Linked DNA regions of Homo sapiens: region 2 is linked to region 1. The links are chromatin loops, found by intact Hi-C in ENCODE. Cell type or tissue: natural killer cell. All regions are shown on one strand. Links, peaks and the distances in the headings refer to the core of each region. The heading gives the core; the rest is flanking DNA.

Region 1 (2,918 bases), core at 258-2,757:
ATGATCTTAAGAATCTAGAAAAAATTAGAACTTGGCTTCTTTAAATGACTGCTTAATGGGTTGCTTATTATTTCCCACACCCCTGTGTTTCTCTGAAGAACAAAAGATAGAGGAACGAAATGAAGGGGAGAAAGGTGATACAATAAGGATTCCTAAAGACAACAGGCCAGGCCAGGTGCAGTGGCTCATGCTTGTAATCTCAGCACTTTGGGAGGCTCAGACAGGAGGATTGCTTGAGCCCAGGTATTTGAGACCAGCCTGGGCAACATAGCAAGACTTCGTCTCGACTAAAAAAATGATAAAAATTAGTCAGGCATGGTGGTGTCCACCTGTAGTCCTAGCTTCTCAGGAGGTTGAGGTATGAGGATTGCTTGAACTCAAGAGTTGGAGGCTGCAGTAGTGAGCTATAACCGTGCCATTGCACTCCAGTGAGACCTCGTCTTAGGAAAAAAAAAAAAAAAAACCCGAAAGGGAACAAGACAACTCCAAGTGGCTCTAAAGAAGGCACCTTCACAGAATTCTGAAGAGGGAGTCTGTCTTGGGGCACATTATTCCAGATTTTTATCTCCTCAAATGGATGATCTGATATATGAAGTCACCCCCCTTATCATATCAGCTGGAACCTTCCTCCAGGGTGCAGATCCTTTCCTTTTTATTTATATGAAGAGCCTCCCTACATATTTGCACTCATGCCTTCCACATTGATAAATGGCTTTCACTTAGTGCTATGACAACTCTTCTCTGGAACTCTCTCAGTTCTCAACTCATGATTAATAGTTTCAGTTAACATTCTTTCCTTTACTTATCTTAGTAATTTACAGAGATGAACTTGCTCTCTCTGTTGTAACAAGTACAAGTATACGTAGCTTCACATTTTATACATTCCATTAGAAAATGGTGCAGAAAAGGAGGATCTCTGACCAGATAAAAGAGAGGGTCTCTGGTCTCTGACTAGATAAAGATAGTTCCCCTAATCCTTCTTGACCACAGATATTACTTTTGGTCAGCATCCAAAATCTTTTTAATAAGAAGGTAAGCAGTCTGTCCGTTCTCAGATCTCAAACTCCATGCTGGGAGAACCACTACTCTCTTCAAAGCTGTCACATAGGGACATTTAAGTCTGCAGAGGTTTCTGCGTCTTTTGTTCGGGTATGCCCTGCCCCCAGAGGTGGAGTCTACTAAGGCAGGCAGGCCTCCTTGAGCTGCGGTGGGCTCCACCCAGTTCGAGCTTCCCAGCTGCTTTGTTTACCAGCTCAAGCCTCAGCAATGGCAGGCGCCCCTCCCCCACCCTCGCTGCCGCCTTGCAGTTCCATCTCAGTCTGCTGTGCTAGCAATGAGCGAGGCTTCGTGGGTGTGGGACCCATGCCCTCTCTGACCTCTCCTATTCAACATAGTGTTGGAAGTTCTGGCCAGGGCAATCAGGCAGGAGAAAGAAATAAAGATATTCAATTAGGAAAAGAGGAAGTCAAATTGTCCCTGTTTGCAGATGACATGATTGTATATTTAGAAAACCCCATCGTTTCAGTCCAAAATCTCCTTAAGCTGATAAGCAACTTAGGCAAAGTCTCAGGATACACAATCAATGTGGAAAAATCACAAGCATTCTTATACACCAATAACAGACAGAGAGCCAAATCATGAGTGAACTCCCATTCACAATTGCTTCAAAGAGAATATAATACTTAGGAATCCAACTTACAAGGGATGTGAAGGAACTCTTCAAGGAGAACTGCAAACCACTGCTCAACGAAATAAAAGAGGATACAGGCAAATGGAAGAACATTCCCTGCTCATGGATAGGAAGAATCAATAGCATGAAAATGGCCATACTGCCCAAGGTAATTTATAGATTCGATGCCATCCCCATCAAGCTACCAAAGACTTTCTTCACAGAATTGGAAAAAACTACTTTAAAGTTCATATGAAACCAAAAAAGAGCCCGCATTGTGAAGACAATCCTAAGCCAAAAGAACAAAGCTGGAGGCATCACGCTACCTGACTTCAAACTATACTACAAGGCTACAGTTACCAAAACAGCATGGTACTGGTACCAAAACAGAGATATAGACCAATGGAACAGAACAGAACCCTCAGAAATAATACCACACATCTACAACCATCTGATCTTTGACAAACCTGAAAAAAACAAGCAATGGGGAAAGGATTCCCTATTTAATAAATGGTGCTGGGAAAACTGGCTAGCCATGTGTAGAAAGCTGAAACTGGATCCCTTCCTTACACCTTATACAAAAATTAATTCGAGGTGGATTAAAGACTTAAATGTTAGACCTAAAACCATAAAAACCCTAGAAGAAAACCTAGGCAATACCATTCAGGACATAGGCATAGGCAAGAACTTCATGTCTAAAACACCAAAAGCAATGGCAACAAAATCCAAAATTGACAAGTGGGATCTAATTAAACTAAAGAGCTTCTGCACAGCAAAAGAAACTACCATCAGAGTGAACAGGCGATCTACAGAATGGGAGAAAATTTTTGCAATCTACTCATCTGACAAAGGACTAATATCCAGAATCTACAAAGAACTCAAACAAACTTACAAGAAAAAAACAACCCCATCAAAAAGTGGGTGAAGTATATGAACAGACACTTCTCAAAAGAAGACATTTACACAGCCAACAGACACTTGAAAAAATGCTCATCATCACTGGCCATCAGAGAAATGCAAATCAAAACCACAATGAGATACCGTCTCACACCATTAGAATGGCGATCATTAAAAAGTCAGGAAACAGGTGCTGGAGAGGATGTGGAGAAATAGGAACACTTTTACACTGTTGGTGGGACTGTAAACTAGTTCAACCATTGTGGAAGACAGCATGGCGATTCCTCAAGAATCTAGAACTAGAAATACCATTTGACCCAGCAATCCCATTACTGGGTATATACCCAAAGGA
Region 2 (2,918 bases), core at 314-2,813, 53 kb before region 1:
CCCCAACTGGTTATAAATCCTCTGTTGGCTTCTGGCAAAACTGAACTCAGCTTTCATAACATATACATGCTTTTCCTGCCAGCTAATTTTCCAAAATAACTTCACTCTTATCTGAGTGTGACCTAGGAAAATTTCTTTGAAAGTGTGATAAGCAGTTACGCACCAGGTACTTGATGTTCTATTTCACTGTTTCCATGGCCTGCTCAGGCCACACCTTGCAGTGGATGCTGCATGTACCTGCCACCCATTTGTATCTCCCAACAAACCTGTTTCTAAACTCATCCCTAAGACCACAATATAAGCAATGATGATTGTCTAGCTGAATACAACTGTTTTCCATTAAAATGTCTCAGAGAATTCACATTTAGTAAAATTTCTAAATTAAAATCTCATCAAATTAAATCTCAGCCATAACATGCCTCAATTAATTTCCTTAAGAAGCAAATTAATGATTCAAGAATCTACATCAGGATAGGAGTATTGAATATATTTGAGAGCAAATCAAGGAGCATCTATGTATGATGATAATGTGCTAATTCTAAATCATTCCTATTTGTCTTCTTAGAGGGGGCATGTAAAAGCAAAGAAAATATTTACATACAATTATCTTGTATGGGTGAGGGAAGCAAAAACTTAATGGAAACTTCAGGCTGAAAACCATCAATAATTAAACAAGGATTGAACAGGTCCAGAGAAAAGGAGCACAATAGTAAAGGGAGAAAAAGGCCTTTGCTAGAAATTCAGAACTCTAAATCTAGAGGCAACAGGCGAAAGGGCTTATATATAAGTATGTTCATTAAAAGGTAGAAATATAGATATTAGAGCCACTTACCAAAACCAGAAAATGAGTCACAGAAGGATATTTTTAGGATGGAAAAAAAACCCCAAAACTCAACTTAGTACATTTATACATTTGCTCCAAAAAGTGTTACATAGGCCAAAATTTGTTTTAGTGTTTTTGATAAATATATGTCACTGAACCAAATCCAGTTGCTAATATGTAAGGTTCATAATCACCTGAGATTCAACAGCAAGGACAGCCACCACAATGTCGCTGGACAATGAAACACTGCAGCTGGAAAGAGCGCCTGAACTAGGGCCTCAGATGGACGTACTAAACTTCTTTACATGGTTGACAATTTAAACATTCCTTTGGCCCCACTATCTACTCTGATCTAATTTAGTGAAGTTTTATTACTCAGGTAGAAATCAAGCTACTATGTGAATAAGGAGTCATTGTTCTAGAATAAATTAACTTCAGGAACAACAGAGTAAAATCAAAGGTCAAGTGATACTTCCATTATTTCCTTGGGAAGTGGACTAAATCACATAAACCACAGAAACATCACTCTATATTGACAAAATTGTCATAAAAAATTATTTACCAGGAGGGGGATTTCTTGCCAGTTAACATAAACCAAGTATGAATACATACTTATGTCAGTGCAATTCACACACACCCTTATTTTATGTAATCTTCCCACCAGCCTCTAGTTGCTGGGGGCATTAAAACAGCAGCATATATGAGATCAGGGGATTTCTCTAGGGTCACATGAAGGGTAAGTAAGAAGCTCACGCTACAAACAAATCCACTTCCTTTTCACTCCAGCTGTTCACTGACACACTCTAATATAAGAGGCTTGTTGACAAAATGTCATGCCAATCAACTTGGCTTTTGCAAACTGCTTTGGGAATTGCTACAAACTACCCACTCCAGCAATTCAACAGTATGGCAAAATGACTAAGCTTGGGTATTGGAACCCCTCCTTGAAATGGAAATGATACAAGAAAATTAAACGTACAAATACACCCTTTGATGTACCTACTTAATATTAACAAACAGCACTTAATTAAACCACAGGAAAATACCACAAGTTATCCTCTACAAATAGAGAAACTATCATTCAATTCAATCCTACTTCAACTCAGTGCTGGACAAATGACAATTTTAACCCAACCAACTTAGAAAGTTCCCATGATTCTAATAATAAGGGATTCTAATAAGTAAGGGAGAATTCGCCTTCTTTGCCTATCTTTAAACTGAGACAATGCCTTCAGACTCAGACCAGACTATACCATTCATTCTCCTGGACTGTCAGAGCTTGCCAACTTGTCAGATCTTGGACTTCTCAGCATTCATAATCTCATGAGCCAATCCCTTATAATAAACATATACACACACACACACAAACACGCACATACAAATCATATACCTGTATATAAATGAAGCTATCTCCACATGTATTATAAGGAATATATGTCTATATATCTAGAGCTATATCTATACATACACACACACACGCACACATATATATATATATATATATGTAATTGGTTCTGTTTTTCTATAGAACTCAGACTAATACAGACCCCCTCAAGAACAGAATGTAAAAAATTAAATTTTTATCCCCAGAGCATTTAAAGTAAAAGAGAAAAATGAGATAATACTAAAATCAAAAGAATGCTACAACTCAAAGAGTCACTAGGGTAGGTTACTCCGATGTTGCATTTACAAACAAAAGCATGGTATTTTTTAAAAAATACTGTGTTTGCTATAAATAACTACTTTTATGTGAGTAAAACAGGGCAACTGTTGGCAAACTCTTTCTATAAAAGGGCCAGATGGTAAATATTTTTAGGCTTTATGGACCATACAATCTCTACTGCAATTACGCCACTCTGCAGTTGTAGCTAGAAAGCAACCATAGCCAACATGTGAACGAATGAGTCTAATTATATTCTAATAAAGCTTTCTTTATAGACACTGAAATTTAAATTTCATAAAATGTTCATGTGTCACAAAATTATTCTTTTGATTTTTTTTCAACCCACTTAAAAATGTGAAAACCAGTTTTGGCTTGTGGGCCATACAGGCCTAGGGGTTGTACTTTGTCAACCCCTAATAAAAAGAAATAAAA

Evidence for each region. A loop is a pair of places that touch in the nucleus more often than their neighbours do. Peaks named below come from ENCODE experiments on the same cell type or tissue, not always from the same donor. Only the 100,000 strongest peaks of a DNase experiment are listed, where the experiment ranks them.
Region 2: it touches region 1 in a loop (1.8-fold over the local background); 27 of 110 quality-filtered maps call a loop at or near these places.

What each region holds. Positions count from the first base shown.
Region 1 is chr7:121,437,388-121,440,305 of GRCh38, forward strand. No RefSeq gene overlaps it. Among named protein-coding and RNA genes, the nearest start is that of FAM3C, 43 kb to the left of the region's middle. RefSeq lists an enhancer at 1,048-1,342. In natural killer cell, for the core only: no CTCF peak of the experiment used is centred there; a DNase peak (open chromatin) is centred at 1,214; H3K27ac peaks cover 1,235 bases.
Region 2 is chr7:121,384,386-121,387,303 of GRCh38, forward strand. All of the region lies in intron 1 of FAM3C (FAM3 metabolism regulating signaling molecule C), which reads right to left. Among named protein-coding and RNA genes, the nearest start is that of FAM3C, 10 kb to the right of the region's middle. RefSeq lists a silencer at 915-1,112. In natural killer cell, for the core only: no CTCF peak of the experiment used is centred there; a DNase peak (open chromatin) is centred at 1,536; H3K27ac peaks cover 1,914 bases.